2 separate regions of the Mus musculus genome follow, and region 1 is linked to region 2. A link is a loop called in an ENCODE intact Hi-C map of the cell type or tissue named here. Cell type or tissue: left cerebral cortex. All regions are shown on one strand. Each heading gives the region's core, and the rest is flanking DNA. Links, peaks and the distances in the headings are about the cores only.

What was found. Hi-C counts contacts between places; a loop is a spot of excess contacts. Peaks named below come from ENCODE experiments on the same cell type or tissue, not always from the same donor. Only the 100,000 strongest peaks of a DNase experiment are listed, where the experiment ranks them.
Region 1: it touches region 2 in a loop (2.7-fold over the local background); 6 of 42 quality-filtered maps call a loop at or near these places.

The regions. Positions count from the first base shown.
Region 1 is chr2:74,573,658-74,582,223 of GRCm38, forward strand. It overlaps Lnpk (lunapark, ER junction formation factor), which reads right to left and starts at 5,291. Exons shown (of 13, transcript NM_027133.3): 1 at 5,162-5,291. It overlaps 4930445N08Rik (RIKEN cDNA 4930445N08 gene), which reads left to right and starts at 5,387. Exons shown (of 2, transcript NR_166470.1): 1 at 5,387-5,467. In left cerebral cortex, for the core only: a CTCF peak has its summit at 5,253; DNase peaks (open chromatin) are centred at 4,746 and 5,336; H3K4me3 peaks cover 1,818 bases; H3K27ac peaks cover 971 bases.
Region 2 is chr2:74,296,883-74,305,448 of GRCm38, forward strand. It overlaps 4930441J16Rik (RIKEN cDNA 4930441J16 gene), which reads right to left. Exons shown (of 5, transcript NR_040501.1): 3 at 7,308-7,446; 4 at 3,525-3,637; 5 at 2,058-2,194. Among named protein-coding and RNA genes, the nearest start is that of 4930441J16Rik, 6.6 kb to the right of the region's middle. In left cerebral cortex, for the core only: CTCF peaks have their summits at 3,565 (motif pointing right) and 4,367; DNase peaks (open chromatin) are centred at 3,622, 3,797 and 4,388; H3K4me3 peaks cover 536 bases.

The DNA.
Region 1 (8,566 bases), core at 2,172-7,171, 280 kb after region 2:
AAATTAAATACAGAACACATTCTCTCTAAATTGTTTATGTTGCAATACTACATTAAAATACAGTAAATTATTTGTTAGCCTCCACTTAAAACTTGAATCCAGATAGTCATTGGTATATTCAAAGTAAGGACATATTTAAAAGTAAAAATAGAGTTCAAAATATTAATTTTAATGACAAATCACTTTAGAAAGTATACACATACCTACAGATTTCCTGGTCTTTTTAATAGTTTCTCTATGTTGTTCTTGTTATAAAAAAAAATAAATCATTCAATAATCTGAGCCTTAATATTTTTGTGAATTAAAGTGAGTAATGTCAATAGTTTATCACAAGGCAGCCTTTTAGTATAAACACTTTAGAGAAAAAAAAATTAGAGAGCAAGAAAGCTAGTGATTTGCCCCCACAGCACATAAGAAATAAGTCCTAAAGTCCTTCTATCTTCAGACTTCTGTTTCTGAATACTGCTGTTCAACACCCAATTTAAGCATGTGTTACTAAACTTCTAAGACTCTCAAGTTAGGTGAATTTAAGTTCAGCTAGCTGTGTATTCTCTTTGTTTATCTATGATTCTCCAATGTTATATAAAGACTCAGAAATAGTAAGATCATAAATCAACTTAACAGATAATCATTTTATAATTTCTTATTCTTTTAAGTTGAAATGGTAATATTATACTCTAAAATTGATAGTTATCAGGCTACAAGTATATGATTATCTGTGTAAAACCATACATATACACACATGCGCACACACACTTATTTTCATAGGTGTATCTCACATATCTTAACCATAAATATAATCACAAAATAATTATCAGCACCCAGTAAGAACTGCAATACTATTTATATGTCAGAATTATCTCAAGGCATATCTATTTTAAGAGTTTCTTTTTTTAGAAAAGTAATGAATGCCTAATTATAAAGTACTTTCATTTACAAAGTAATTTCTTACGGGCAAAAATATTATCTGTTCTAAAACACTCTGAAGCATGCTAACTTAATTTTACAAACTACAATTAAGTTGCAAACTAAATATTAATCCAGTAATTAATATATATATATATACATATATATATTGTGTGTGTATGTATATCTATCTATATATAGATATATAGATATAGATATATATACATATATATATAGATAGATAGATAGATAGATAGATAGATAGATAGATAGATAGATATTCCTCAGTATTTGAAACTCTAAAATGTGATTATGAGGTATTCTGGAAATCTAATGAACAAAAGTATAAACTCTGAGTCAAGATTAAACAAATCTTAAAATCTTAGGATTCTAAAAATAATCACCAAGAAAGATAGAAGTAAAGAAATTTAGATGATTACTTATTTGTATTTCTCTGTCATTGCCACACTATTTTGAAACTGGCTTTTGATATCTGACAGTGTTTCATGCACAACTAGATTGCGTATTTCCATCTCTAAAAGAAGTGTATCCTTCCAAGCTTGTAACAATCATACCTTGAGACCAAATTCTGTTTGGGCTGGATTTTTTGAGACAGGGTTTTCCTATATAGTCTAGCCTACCCTCAACTACTTTTCTGCCTCAGCCTCTGAGTACTGACTGGTATTACAAACGTGTACCATCATGTCCCACCTGGCTTAGACTGACCTTTTACTGTCTGAAATTAATAACAACATCAGTTACACACTTGGCACAAGATCTCTAAGAAGCCCTAAAACAAGTGATTCCCAAGAATTTTATCATTTAGATACTGTCCCCCTCCACTTCACAAATTAAGACCCTGAAGCTACAGAAGTAATATGCTAAGCCCCAAAGATACTAGGCAGCAAAGTCAGACACATTATTTTAGTTTTTTTTTTTTTTTAATGCAGCCAATCATTCCAAACAGCATGAAGTCAGAAATGAAGAGTACTTATATAGCATAGGCTGGAATATAGCTCTATAGGCTAGAATGTCTATGTATACAATATAAACAGCTGGGGATGCTGGTCAGAGGTAGAGCATTTGTCTAGTACATGTAGATCCCGGAGCTCAATTCTCAGCACCATAAAACAGAAAAATAAAAACAAAGTTAAATAAAATATGTGAGAGTTCCTTGAACCTTCTCAAATAGTAGGTAAGCAAAGCTACTAAAATAGAAAATGAGTTATAAACAAGAGACAGTGTTTATGGCAATGAATGCATCAGGTAGCCCAATCCCTACCAGATTAAATCTGAGTGCTTACATTTGCATTTGAGAAAAGCTAAATGGCTTGCTAAATTCCTAGGGTTTCCGTTAGAACTTTTAGATCAACTAGCCTAAAATAGTCTTTACTGCATATTATTTTTTAAATGAGCATATGAAATATGCTCGTAATTCATAATGAATACCTATTTTATGTCAGTTATTTATTTGGAAAATGTTTTGCTGTTAAAAAACAATGATTTAGCCTCCAGGCTCCCTGAAGCAAGAAGTTGTGCTTTTACATTTACCCTCTGAGATATAAGTCATAGTCATTAAATCCATGCTCTCATAAGCATAGCAACAATCGATTCTTACTGCTTCAGAAATTTTTCTATCACATTCTAGTAGTATTAAAGCTGATTTACTATAATGTACATATGATAGTATTTTTTAACAGATGTAAAACACAGGAAGATTGGCTATTTTCTATAGTACTGAGTTCATTTCTCAATCACACCCATTGCTGCTGTCCTTTCCTTTACTCCAATTCTGACTGACCATCACTTACTGTAAAAAAAAAAAAAAAAAAGGAGCCAAAACATTAAATATCCCTGTTTCTCAATTTCCTTATTTGCAAAAGACAGATAGAATCCTCTAGGGTGTTGAAAGGCTTAACTCTGTCCTGACTTACCCTAGTACCTGATAACATAGTCATTACCCATAATTGTTTTTCTTGATGTACTTATTGCCATTTTCTAATCCATCTCACTTTCTTGACTCTAGCATTTCCTTCTGAAGCATAAATCACTCCCTTCCTCAGGCAGCTTGTCCCCAAACAAGTGCAGTCTCTTTCCAGCTCTGATATCACAATGGGACTTAGCATGTATGACCTTAAGGGCTGAGTGCATCTAAATGTGGGGGGTTAAGATTTATTTTCATGTGTATGAGTATTGTGCTTGCATGTATGTGCACCATGTGTGTGCCTTGTGCCCAGGGAAGTCAGAAGTGGGTGTTAGAGTTACAGATGGCTGTGACCCACCATATGGGTCATCTGAGTGCCCCCAAGCTCTCCAGCCCTCTACCATACTGATGATGTTTTCCACTGTTATTCACACTCAGACCTAAGTGTTTTTCTTGAATTCTCAACTCACTTCAAATCACATTAAAACAATGGGATAAGGATTCAAAACATGGCTCAGCCATTTACCAGCTATATGATCTTAAACTTAGAGAGTTCTTAAACTCTGAGCTTTGGCTAATAAAGCAGTTAGAATATTTACATTCCTTGGAATTGTATAAATTTAGTGAACTTATTTATCACTTGGCACAGTATTTAGCACATAGTATTTAGGTAATTTTAGCCATTACTATTGCTGTTACCAAAACCACATGTAATATCTAAATGAAGCATGTGCCTAACATTCCATTAAATGAGTGCATATTTTAATTATTTCATAATTTAAAATCTGTAAGTATAAAATAAGTTTGTGTTTTTACTAAAAATATTTTTCTCATTTACCCTAGCATGGAAATAAATAAATGGAGTATTTTTCAAGCACTTCCCATTATAATAAACGTATAAGCCTTCATAGAAAACAACAAAAGAAATGGAGTTTTGTGGTTTTTAACCTTTGATTCCAAACTTAAATATAAACTAGTCACCTTTAACAGCATCTCCACATTATACTACACAATTTGGGTTTAAATGTGATTTGTTCGAAATCGCTTTCAAATGTCCAAATAGGCAACTCTGAAATATCTTACACCAGGTTTATTGCCCAAAAAAAAAAAAAAAAAAAATGGTAAGCACACTTCTAAAAGCACTTTTAATATGAGATGACCACCACAAAATAAATAAATATAAAAATTAAAAATAAAAAAGACTGACAGGGAGATTTCTATATGAACTCATACCTTTATTAGAGTCACCTATCCAAGCATTCTTCCAACATATAAACACCATAAACATTTATTAACATCATTACTATGGTGACCCCAATAGATGTCAAGGAACTTTTTAAAACTTCACTTTTAAATGAACCACTCTTGCTTAAGGTTCGTATTCGAAATCAACTTTGTTCTTCTAAGAAGGCACTATGGAGACCTTTGGGAACTAGGTATTAGCCCTGCCTGCCAGCTTGAACATATATATGCCTGTAACTAAATTTACTCACATCCATCACACCTCTAGACAATGTTGTCAACGCTAAGACTGAGGCCACAGAGACAGAAAACAATAGGCTCTAAGCACCACAAACCAGAAACCAAAAAGTAAGAACAGAACACTGAAAACTCAGTGAGTCGCAGGTGTTGCTTAAAACTGCACGCAGAAATAAATTCACCAATCCGAACTCTCCGTCCGCAAACACACCATCAAAGAATTAAACCTACTGATGCCCCTTGGAGTTGCTTTTCCCGGGTCGCTCCTGTCACCACGCACCTTCGTCCTACCCCACCCCTCAGACTGGTCGCTGTCCCTCCAATAAGTAAGGACAATGGTTGTGGAGCAGCTCCTCTAAGTCGCTCACAATCCACGCCCACACGCGGACGGAGCAGCATGACACTGACAGTTTTCAGACCTTCCCGTCGTGCCAGCTCAGGTGGACGCGGAGGTGATCGGGGCTCTCAGGGTGGATATTTCAGCTAGGGATGTGCTCTCTGGGACCTTCTGACACTTCTTAACACAGGGGGGGCCCAAGGGCTCGGGCTCTAAACAGCCACTGCGCGGAATCCCTGAGAACATACCCGGAAAGAACACCGGCCTCAGGGGAGGCAGAGCCGGGTCTCGTGCGCTCCGGAGCCGCTCGGGCCGCTGTTCAGGGCGATCCACGAGAGAAGGCGGCAACAGTGTACGGAGGGCAGCAGCCCCGCGGCGTGTTCCCCAGCCGCCACCAAGCTCTAGGCCACTTGGCAGGGGCGGAGGCACCCGGGCCGGCGCGCCGAGGAACCCGGAGACTGGTTCCCGCTGTCCGGAGCGCCTCCGTCTACGCGGCCCTCCCTTCACAGTCCTACCTGAGAAAAGCGGGCGCCGCTCGGCCTGGGCGTCCACTCGGGGAAGCCTGGGTCGCCACCGCGTAGAGCCTCTGGAGCAGGCAGCAGCACCTACAGATAGAGCGCTGGGCCCGGCCAATGCCTTCCCATCAAACCCCGCGCTCCTGCCGCCAGCCAATGGGCGCTGCAGCCGGCGCGCGCCGCTCCCCCATCACGTGATCCGGCCGGCCCAGCCGTTGGTGCCTCAGAGCGGCGGGTGTGGCAGGAGGATTTAGGCTGAGTATCCTCCGCGCTAGTGTAGGCTGTCGGTCCTCGGGGCACCACAGGGTAGGGCGGTTCCGACTGACTCTTACTAGTTCTGCCTCCTTTTCTCATGAACAACTCCCACGCCCCAGTCTCGCCAAGAAAAGAAACTGATCCTGATTGTCCCAGACCTTCTGAGCGAGAGAAGAGTGGGGAGGACAAAGGGGAGGGACGTTGAAGGTCGAGACCTGTGTGTCTGGAAAAGAGAGGGTACCTGAGATCCCAGATCAGCTGTCATCCAGAAGGCAGCAAAAAAGTTTACATTGCATAGCTCAGAAGCCATCCCAGCCAAGCAAGTGGAGAGAGACAGACAGACATCATACATAACACCTCCTGGCCATACCCCATGAGGGCTTTAGGCTTGTTTCTGTTGCTCTTGGACGTCAAAAAGGGTCCTTTCATGACTACGCGCTTATCTCACCAGCATGAGAAGAACTTGAAATGATAAGGATGGTCTTTTCAAGCTAAGGGGTAGCAACAAAGGCTGAGCTTTCCAAAATTACACTCTTAACAATCTCCAAAACCTCTGAATAACTGGGGCCCCTTAAACAGTAGTGCTGTATTTCCCTAAGAATTGAAAACGACCTAAAGAAGGCTGTATTCCAGTCAACTGCAAGTATCAATAACAAAACTTCAATGGGAGGGGTGGGGGCGCTCCATAGGCAAAATTAGGAGGGAAACTTCAACAAAAGCTTTTATGTTCTGTGTTCAATCACTTTTACGGGTTTTTCTTCTTTAGTTAAGGAAGAAAATGTTTCTGATTTTCAAAGTGCAATAGATATAATAATATGCTATGTTTACACTGACAACACCAGCAGAGAAGAAGGCATAGACATAGTATCTACTTTGTAAGATAATCCCCTAAATTCTAAGATCTTCAGTTACAGCTTTGTAAACTTAAAAGAATAGGAGAGAGCTAAACTTTAGTGTGCCATGTATCGCCTCACCAATGTGGAAGAAAGTAAACAGACATTTCACCAGTTTTTATTTGGAAAATTAGCCATTTTATTTCCCAGCCTTGGTAGTTTCTAAGAACATAAAACTCGTGCTGCCTCTTGTCTCAGATCTTTCCTAAAGGGAACAGGAAAGTTTTGTTTGTTTTTGTTGTTGTTGTTGTGTTTTGTTTTGTTTTTGACTCTTGCTAATACTTGTCCTAGGGTTTTTCATTGAGCTATCAGGGAGTTTAAAAATAAAACAGGACAGAGAGAAGAGAGCTAGCTAGAGGCAAAGATTCTAAAAGATCTAATCCTGAAAAAAAAGTTTCTAGGGAAATCACATGAGAAAAAATGTTAGCCTAGCCAGGTTTGAAAGGGAAACATAAAGTCTAAATCATCTCTCAAATCTTCCCAAGTATTTTTCAAGTGAGGAAACAAAGTAGAAAAATATGTATAGTGCTAAAGACAGCACTATATTTATATTTGTCTTATAAATGGAGAGGATATCCACCGAGGATATGGCTAGATGGTAGTAAGCTTATCTAGTGTATACAAGGCCCAGGATTTAGTCCGCAGTACCATGAAAGAAATGAAGAAAGTGAAAAGGAAGTGTGTCACAGGACAATGCAGGAAAGACAAACAGAACTAAACATGGGATATACTGCTAAACTGCAGACTCCAGGATGATTTTGAGTATTTATGGACTAGGCCCTTCGTTAAGTACTGAGGAAGCATACCATAGCTACAATAAAGCATCCAACAGGAGTGGGAAGAAAACTACAAGTTAAAAAGTGTTCTATGTTCACAGTGTTAGAAGGCATCACAGCAGCCAGGGATGATGGGAAAGCCAGTGGAGCGGCTGTTCTAACAAGTCCTCAAGAGTGGCTCCCTACTAAGCCTAAACCGTAACAGGACAGCATCTAAAGAAGTGAAATCCAGAGACTACTTTGAGAGAGGAAACAAACTGTTCAAGCTGATAGAATTTTAAGACTAATTTAGGAAGAGGGTATTCAATTTTCTTAGGTGTTATGAAAACTTACAGGTGGGGAATTTGTCAATCTAGCCAGAGGTGTTAGAGTAAGCTTTCTTAAGGAGGTCACACTCAAATTAGATCCAAAAGATAAGAAACACAATCGTGAAGAAACACAAGGAGTGTCCTATGTAAAGGCCTTTTGTTTGAAGCAAGCATTGCAAGCCTAAGAGACTAAAAGGAGGCCATTGTGACTGGACAAGGAGACAGCGATACAATGTGAAACTGGGCACCACACTAAAAGATCAGTTTGGCCTTGTTTTCTAAAAAACAAAACTTAATCCTTTTCTTGAGAAAACAGGAGTCTGATAAGATCAGAGCAAAATCATTCCAGCTACGGTGTGGGAGCACAAGTTTGGCCAACATTGGACCAATTAGGATGCACAAGTGATGGGTGAAGTTAGGCATAGTTTAATTGACAGAGGGAGGAAATAAAAATAAGAAGGGCAAATGGAACAAATTATAAAGTGAGAGACCTTGGTGACAGACTCATATCAAGGTTTCGGGTAAGAGAAAAATCACTGGAGAGTCCTGGTGGGCCCACTGCTAATGCCATCAGTGAGAGATAGGGAGCACTGGAAAAGAGCCAGACTTAGAGGGAAATGGTGATTTTAACTTGAAGAAAGAGTTTAGGATGATTTTATGACTTCAAAAGGAAGTGTAAACACTTGGATTTATGGGTCTGAAGCACCAAAAGGTCTAAGGTAGACAAAAACGTGTTACTTTATAATCGGCCCTTTTCTGCAGAGTGGGCCCTTTCTTTCAAATGAAGCCATCCTTATCTAAGTCAGATATTTTGTTCTGTTCTTTACATTTAGAACATAAAATTAAAAGTGGAAGTGTGGAGAGCCTTTGGGGGTGCCACTTGGCAGGAATCTGATATTAGCCATGACAAGTCAGTCCAGGCACGGAATCTGACTTTAGGGTATGACAAAGAAGTAAGTACAGGAAGGTACCTGATGTTGGCCACGGACAAGGAAGTAAGAATCTGACTTTAGGGTAGAACAAAGACATAGGCTCAGATATCTTGATCATCCTTAGAAACATTTATCACTGGCGTGATCACGGGACTTTGTGTTTATTGTCTTACTTGTTCCTTGACTGTTGTCTTGCTTGATTCCTCATTATACTACTCTCCCACCTGCATGTAATTAAAGT
Region 2 (8,566 bases), core at 1,639-6,638:
CTGTTTTCAACAAAACTCTCCTAAGTAATGATAATCCTGCCTTATCTGGACAAGTCAGGGGTCAATACGGCCTCATTTGCCTCTGCTTTTCATTAGTGGTGCTCTTGACTGTACAGCTTCACATTTCCTATCAGCCCCTGGAATACACAGAGGATCCACGCTTCAGTTCTGCATGTATTAAGAATGCAGCCAGAGCAACTACTAGCATTAATGAACTATTTGCTTATGCAGTAATAATTAACTTCCATTACATTACTTTGTGTGATTACTTTCTTAATTGCCTGAATTATGCATCCATTTAATATTTAATAACCATTCTCAGAAATCAGACACTGGTAAAAAACAAATTGCTCACAGTTTCCTCGCAATAATTAAGCTCACAAGAATAAATGAAACCTTTTAAAAGCGAATGCCTTGTGATTATATCCTTGCATATAGAACAAGATCCTAAATTAGTTATTTATTAAATATAAATTTAAGTCCAAATAGTACATTTTTCACTTTCGCCCCGGGAAATCAACACTCAGTCTACCTGCTATCAACAACAGGATTAAGTGCCCTCTATTTTCTTTGGGAGTCACAAACTGCATTAATATTTATTACCATGCAAAATTCAAAAGTCCTTAAAATATTGTGTGTTTATTATTTATTTCAACTTGGCATCTCTTTCCTACAAGGTAAGTAAGATATTTAGCTAGAGATTAAAGTGTTGTGAAATGAGATCAATAGCTGCTTTCCATTGCAAACTCCCTCACTCTCTCTTGCCCCCACCCCCACCCCCACCTCCGATTACCCACGCCCCTCGCATGATGGTGAGAACACATATGTGCTGCTTATCTGGTTTTTAACCAAACAAGAAATTGCCAGCAATTTATTCTCATACATTCCCGCTCACAAGCAGACAGCTTGAGCTCCTGATCTTTTCCTCTAGCCAGCAAGCTCTCTGGGAGCCCCCCAGCCCCTCTGCGGGCACCCAAGGACAGCTCCGTGCTGATTTGCAAAGTGATAATGCTATTATCCTATTGTGTATCAGCTTCAGTTCCTTCTGGCTTGCAAAGTCATTCCTGCCTTATCAAATAAAGCATGTGAATACTTGGGCTCAGGTATTCAATAGAATACATTCTGTTGAATCTGGACAAGACAGCCTTTATTTTTATTTTTTTTCCCTCTTCCCAGGAATGCATCTGCAAAATTGTTCTGCCATTCCACATTGATTATGGCAGCCATGTACAGACGTGTTTATCTGAACCATAACCGTGTTACGCTTAAGCTACAGGGACACAGGGATGTTATTTATCCACGGTTACCCTGTGCATACATAATATACAGGAAATAATGTATGCCACATGAAAAAAAAGGAGGGGGAAACTTAAAGCATTTTGTACCAAATGAGCTGGTCCTAAAATCTAGGTGACATCTTAGAGATGACATACGGAATGCCAAGTGAATAACTGCGATGAGCCATTTCCCCACCTGCAAGGATGATCTCTTCTTAAGGCTTGGAAATAGCAACAGGAAAAGGGGAGACTGTGGGGGCGGGGATTGATCTGTGGAGAACTGGAGTTTAGGGTGTTTGAGTCAACAATAGCTGTTCCTCTGAGTTCCCAAACTGAGTTAAATTGATGCCACTCTCCGGGACGGACGGTTGTTACACTAGGCAGGGTCATTAGGATTTGCTTTTTAAATGATCTCTCGGCCTGGAAGGCGGAGAGCTGCTAGCAAGGCAAGGTTAGAGAGAAAATGATAGCGGTATGTTGATGCTTCACAGACCTTATGATAGTTTCCGTCTGTCATTATTTACGTCTGGCTAGATGTGTCATGTCAGCTACCTAGAAGCACTTTAATATGAGGCTCTTGTTTGCCTCCGCTCTTGCGCAGCCAGACTGGGATACGATTATTTTTGCATCACTACACTTAGGTGAGGCTTGCTTCAATCTCTCAGTAATGACACACAAAAGAAATAAAAATGGTTGTGTCCAAGTTATTATATATGCTTGTATTCTAAGATGCGTCGTCAGCATGATTCAGAAAAGTAGGAAAAAAAACGCAGAATTTAAAACAATAAACAGACATTTATTAAGAGATCAGCTTAATTTTATTTGGTTCGGTTCTTCATCCGTATTTTTAGGTAAAGTTATTTTTCTTTGGCTTTGGTTTAATGTCATTATTGAATGGACTCACCTAAGGAAAAAAGCTGTAAATAGAAAGTGAATATTTGATCAACTTTACTCCTGTTGCTTAATATCATTTTATACTATCTCTATAAATCTTATCAGTGTAGCTGTAAATAAAGGCAAACACAGACCTCTAGTTTTATACCTGTGTGACTGATATCATAAAGAAAAACATTCTAAACAATATGTTTATCTCAAGACTGGGCATGGGTGGGTCTAATCATGGTGATTTTAAATCTGCTAAGGCTTTTTATGTACAGGGAAAAATGCTATTATCACAAAAAATAAAATGGAGTTTTAGTCTTCTTTTGTGAAGAGATTATCTTAACAAATGAAGGTGGTATTCTCTAAACCTACCTTGCCCTGGAAGGAAAAGAGACATGTTAGCTGAGAATGGCTGGGTTGTTAGAATTCACTGACATAGTTTAATACTGAAAGCTATAGCATAGCGTTAGTAGGAAGCATAGTTTAATAAAACCCAACTAGTCTAGGTTGATTTTCCCTTATGCCCTAAAAACATAATAAATAAAGTCACATGTTAGTATGAGTGAAAAAAATCTATAAACTCATGTGAAATTGCAAAAGCATATACATTTATGCATCCTACCAACAATGATAAACACTCTGCAATTTTTCCTTACATGTATAATTTAGCACAAAGACTTAAAGAAGTGCCATTTAGAAACGAAGGACTCCATAACATTTGTGAAGTTTCCACCAGGATTCTACATTTAAGCAGTAGGGAACATTGTCATTTGTAAGAATGCACTATCACTCGACAATGAGGAATTCAGTTATTTAGGAGAAACATGGAAAAAAATCACACGTCTTCCTGAACTGTGAGCATTTGACAGATGTTAAACTCGGTGTTAACTGAACAGGTTTCTGCCAGTTCAGGGTCCTTCAGAAATGACTGGGGATGTTCTTGACTTGATCTCCTTATTTGAATGTATATATTTGAATGTATATATTTTTAAAATCTGCAAAAGCTTCTTAAACAGAAAGGTGTGAGGACAAAGACCTTCTCTCTTTTCTGGACATTGGACACTGGAGTTGCAAGCTGACACCTTCAGGTTGGTGCGTTTGTGTTTGGGATACATTTTCATAAATTTCCGCGACGGTGCTCTGTTTGACCTGATTGAAACGGCCTGCATATATATACATTTTTGGAACACTGTGAAACTTGTATCTTAAGCAGTGTGACCTCCATAAACTACCAAAACATGTAGAGGAATTTGAAATGACACTAATCATATCCTCTTAATCCTTTAAAACATTCATTTCACCACAGTGTAAGCATTAAAATATTTTCTTTAGAAAGAGGGCTTGCCCGAGGCATTTTTTTCTTACCTTCTTTTCCTAAGCTACGGCTCAGTTGTGGCTAACAATGACCAGTAGGTGGCGGTCCAGCCACTGAACTGCTTGCTTCAAGACTTTTCTTAACCACTCTGCTGTCAGGAGTACTAGGAAATGGATGTATTTTTCCATTTTAAAGAATTCATTTTATAATTAATCTTGAAATACATTCCTAAGATCTAAAGACACCGAAACGCTGTGCTGACTACATCCTTAAGTGCACACCCCTAGAGAGGATCCATTTAATTCAAGAACTGTGTCTCCGTCTCTGCTTCCCCTCCCCCACCATCAGTTTTAATGCAAGTCCTTATGCAGCTTGGTAGTTGAGGACACGATGAGCACATTCAGGGCCGTGCGTTCCGTGCGTGGATGTCTTTGTATGGTTTTGAAATAACCTCAGGAACTTTCGTCTCCCTGCTCTTACAGGTAGACTGTGTGGAACACCTTTCACCTTTTTTCTTCTTTTCTTTTCTTTCTTTTTTTTTTTTTTTTTAACCCCAGAAGAGGGTGGGTGGGGAAGAGTTCCTAGAGAGGAAAGTATCTGAGACACCCAAGCGATGCAGGAAGGGCCTGGCTTGTTTACGGTGGAGAGAAGAGGATGCCAGGTGCACATGAGATACCTTCTGTGAGAATTTGGTAGATGAACAAATGAGCAGATAAAACACACATTCTATTCGTCTTTCACAAGTCTGCCCTGTGGGGTTTTTTTTTTTTTTTTTTTTTTTTTTTTTTTTTTTTTTTTTTTTTTGCTGTTGTCTCAGTTCTCCACAGACAATGAGAAAGCTACGGTCTTCACCACTGTCCTTCATGCAGACATGGCTGTTAATTACTGTCACCACCAGGGCGACACAGCAGGACATGACTCTAGTGGAGTCCGTCTGGGATGGAAATGACGTTCAGTTCCAGAGAATGACTGACCACACGTCTTTAAAAATCCAGACTCATGCTGCAGAAAGGGCAAACTGTTTCAGTCCCATTGACCTCAGAGCTGTGTCGACTACACCAGTTTGTAAACTTGCCCATGCCTTAGCTTCTCCACCTCAAATGTGAGGATAGCAAAAAATCCCTATTTTACGAGGTTGCTATGGGGACTAAATTAATTGGTACATGTAAGAAATTTAGATTCTTGCCATGTACATGTCGAACTCTTGCTGAAATATTTGTTAATACAAAAATATCACATTAAAATATTATTATTTACTAGTGGACTTGACCTAACATCATTTAAAAAAAATTTATTTCTTTCTACTCCTCCTGCTCCTCCCCCTGCTCCTCCTCCTCTCCCTCCTCTCCCTCCTCTTCCTCCTCTTCCTCCTCTTCCTCCTCTTCCTCCTCTTCCTCCTCTTCCTCCTCTTCCTCCTCTTCCTCCTCTTCCTCCTCCGCCTGCTGAGATGGGGCCTCACTGGACAACCTAGGGTGTCCTGGAGCTAATGATCTACCCAGCTCAGTTTCCTAAGCGGTAGAGTCACAGGCACGTACCCCAGTACATTTTTTTTTCACGATATTAATGCAGCTAGTGAGACTCACCATGACATGAGGTGGACTTGGTGGTGTAAGTAAAGGTTTGCATGATAAAATAACCAGTAGACCCTAAAACGTACAGAAGACTGTAAACTGAGAAATCCCGACTCCTCCTCTCTTCCCTGCTCCTTTCTCCTCCTTGGACCTCTCTCCCCTTCTCTCTTCCCTTATAATCTCTTTACCCAGTTTCAGAGATAACCAGGAAGTTAATAACTACCAGCAGTTTCTCTGCTTCCACCCCCATGCTTGCTCGAATCCCAGTCTGACTAAGCTCAGAGAGCCCTTTCTAAATGCCACAAGTTCATCACCATCCAATATCTCAGAAAGGGCCAGGTGACGTCATCTGTCTCTCCTCAGCTCTTTTACCACACGTCATTAAGATGACCAACTTCACAACAACTTGCCTAAAGAGGAGACATTGTTAGGTGATATCTTCTTCTTTTTTCTTTTCTTTTCTCTTTTTCATCTCTCAAAACTTAAAGCTGTAGTTTGCCAAAACTCAAGTCAGATCCCGAGGGGACTTAAGTTAGTTCAAACGTCAAGAAAGAAGCGACTCAAGCTGTGTTTACAATCTGGCAATTTACTCCCTTCATACACAGCTAGCTGTGCACCAGCCCTCAGACCCGATTTTCGGGTTGCTGTAATAAGTACTTTCTTACGTCCCTGAGAAATACGCAAGGGAAGAAAACCCTCCCGTGCCTACACATTCCTTTTCCTCCTTCTACGCAAACAGTGTGGCATTTTTAATAAAGATTGTGAACTAGTTAGTGTCTTTAAAAATGAATCATTTGCTAACTTCCTTAGATATAAACATTCTCCCCTCAGCCCCCAGAATTTTCTGTTCTCAGAACTGAACTCTTGAAGAAAGGAGGTCAAAATACTAAGTTTGAGCAATTTAAGAAAGAGACATTGAGTAATTTAAACAGGAGACATTCGCTACAAGACTCATTCGTTTAAATTACATGAAACCTGAGGTAGAGTGTTGCAATTAGGAGCCTGTAAGTCCTCGGGCAATTTTCAGCTAAGAGACCGCTTTAATAGAGTATGACAAGGTTCCTTTTGTTTTTCATAAAAAATTGTATTCCCTTTTGAAATGTAACAAACCCCTAATGAAATTACAGCCTGCTCATTGTTCGGGCCCTACTTTTCATGTTTTGAGAGGTCAACAATGTCAAAACAATTACTGCAAATTTATGATGGACAAACCTCCAAAGACTTGGAGGTTGGTTAGGTCAAACATCTGAGGCTCCTTGTGAAGCCAAGGGAAGGCTCAGTCAGGCCTCACCTGGAAGAGCAGGGCGTCCCTCAGAAAGAAAGAGAACGGAATACAATGCATCGAGAGGACACTGGGGCAGGGCAGAGCAAACCCGATTTTCATTGTCCATTCCCTACTTCCTTTATTTATCCCTCCAAAATAACCAGGGGTCTCCATGGGTGCTTTTCTGTATGGTTTTCATTTTTATTTGTTGATTTATTTGCTTGTTCATTCGACTATTTGTGATGAGAAATTGTTTACTGCAAAGAAACAGAAGAGTTTTGAAACAAAAGAAAAGTATGTTTATATGTCTATGATTAGTTTCATGGTGATAAATTCAGCCACACCAGAGAGCAAACACTTTCTGTCCGTAAACAGTTAGATGGGTTCTGGTGGCTCAGTAATAATAGTAACCGCACATACCGTACCCAGTCCCCCCACCCCACACATGTCACGTGATTCATTAGAAGTTTAAGAGACTTGAGAAGAAGACAACAAAATGTACTTTATAAAGTAGTCATGCCAAACCAGTCTCCACATGTCACCAGTTCTCAGTGGTGAGTCAGCATAGAGTCTCTGCAAAGGGACCATCTTAATTCCAGAAAAATAGATTACTTACCTTGTACTGTGATGGACGAGATAAATGACCCTAAGCTAGGCTTGTGATGCTGCTGACACCAAGACTCAGTAAATTAGCATTCTAAAATAAGTCAGGTGGTCCTTCATTCAGGGTCCCATATACACATTACACATGGGAATGAGAGAAAAGTCATTGATTTCTGATAGATCAGATATAAATGGTCATGGTCTTATTTGATTAAGAGTTTATAATGAACTAATGGTGTTATTTGACTGCTGAGGATATCAATATGCTGACAAGTAGCACATAGCTTTATATAGCAGGCATTGTTCCAAATTACAAACATTATTTCACTTATTTCTATTGACAGCATTTTATAAACCAAAAATTGATGTGGAGAATAGGCAGCTAGATGGCTTACCCCAGGGAAGAGTCAGAATAAGGATGTCAGGGTCTCTCCAGTGTCTTCACTCTGAGTCTCCACTTACATAGCCCTTTGGCTTAGGCACTGTGACTGTCCTACTGTTCCTTGTCCAGGGTTGTCTCTCATTTCACCGTACCTTTTAAGATGCATATGGATAAAACACAGCATAAACATAGCAGTAAGGCTGTCACCAACAGAACATGGAAGAGAACTGGCAGGGGAGGGGGGTCATGGTAGATATTCTCATAGATCTGCTCTCTCCCTTGTCAGGAAAAGGTGGCACTTGTTTGTGGGTTCCTATCAGACATGGGAGTCAGGGACAGGCAAATCTCAACCCAACACAAGCAACTGAAACTAGGCAAGCACCTTTCTTGTAAGGACGTGAGGACCTCATTCCTGTAAGGGTCAAGAAGTCAGGTCAAGGGTGGGGCTGTGCCTTGGAGAAGACTGACCCAGCTGGTCCTAGGCTGCCTTCCAAGATGCAAAGGTTTGGAAAAGCCACAGCAAGGTGTAAAGAAGAAAGAATCTTTGGCCGCTACCCTGTACCTAAACCACACACTCTCTCATCTCCAACTGTGCCCATATATGATAGAGATATGTTGGGTTTACACCCAGCAAATCCAGTCTCAGTAACTGTGTAATAGACATCTCTTCTGTCTCAGTGTCTCATTCTGTGAACAAAGGAGAAGGAAATAAAGATGGGAAAAAAACGAGGGAGGACAGGAGGGAAACAAAGGGACAAAAAATAGAAAAGGTAAGAAAACTAGATCTACGTGTGGGTCTCCCATCAAGCCTCTTAGGGCTTCTGTCTGTTGGGCACAATAAGACGGGCACAGGGTAGTCAGTGCACCAAGTAGAAACAATCCAAAGTGAATTGTGCTGAGTGGCTCATCTGGGTACATGCAGGGGTGTAACACCAGTGATAGGATGTTTTGCTGCAAGTGAGGACAACTAGCATTTAGAGAAAAAGCATTAGAATGAAAAATGACATGCATGTGTGCATATGTGTGTGTGTGCATGCATGTGTGTGTGTGTGTGTGTGTTTCTGTGTGTGCAAAAATCTCAGGATGTGGAAAATGAAAATAAAGGCCCAAGCCAATTACCCTGCTTTTATGCATTCCAAGACAGTAAAATATATGAACTTTTATTACTGGTAATCAATATCTTTTATCCACCCATTTTTATATCAACTTTAAAATAAAGCTGCAGAAATCATGGGGTATCATAAAAAATAAAATACAAGAATCTTCTAAAGT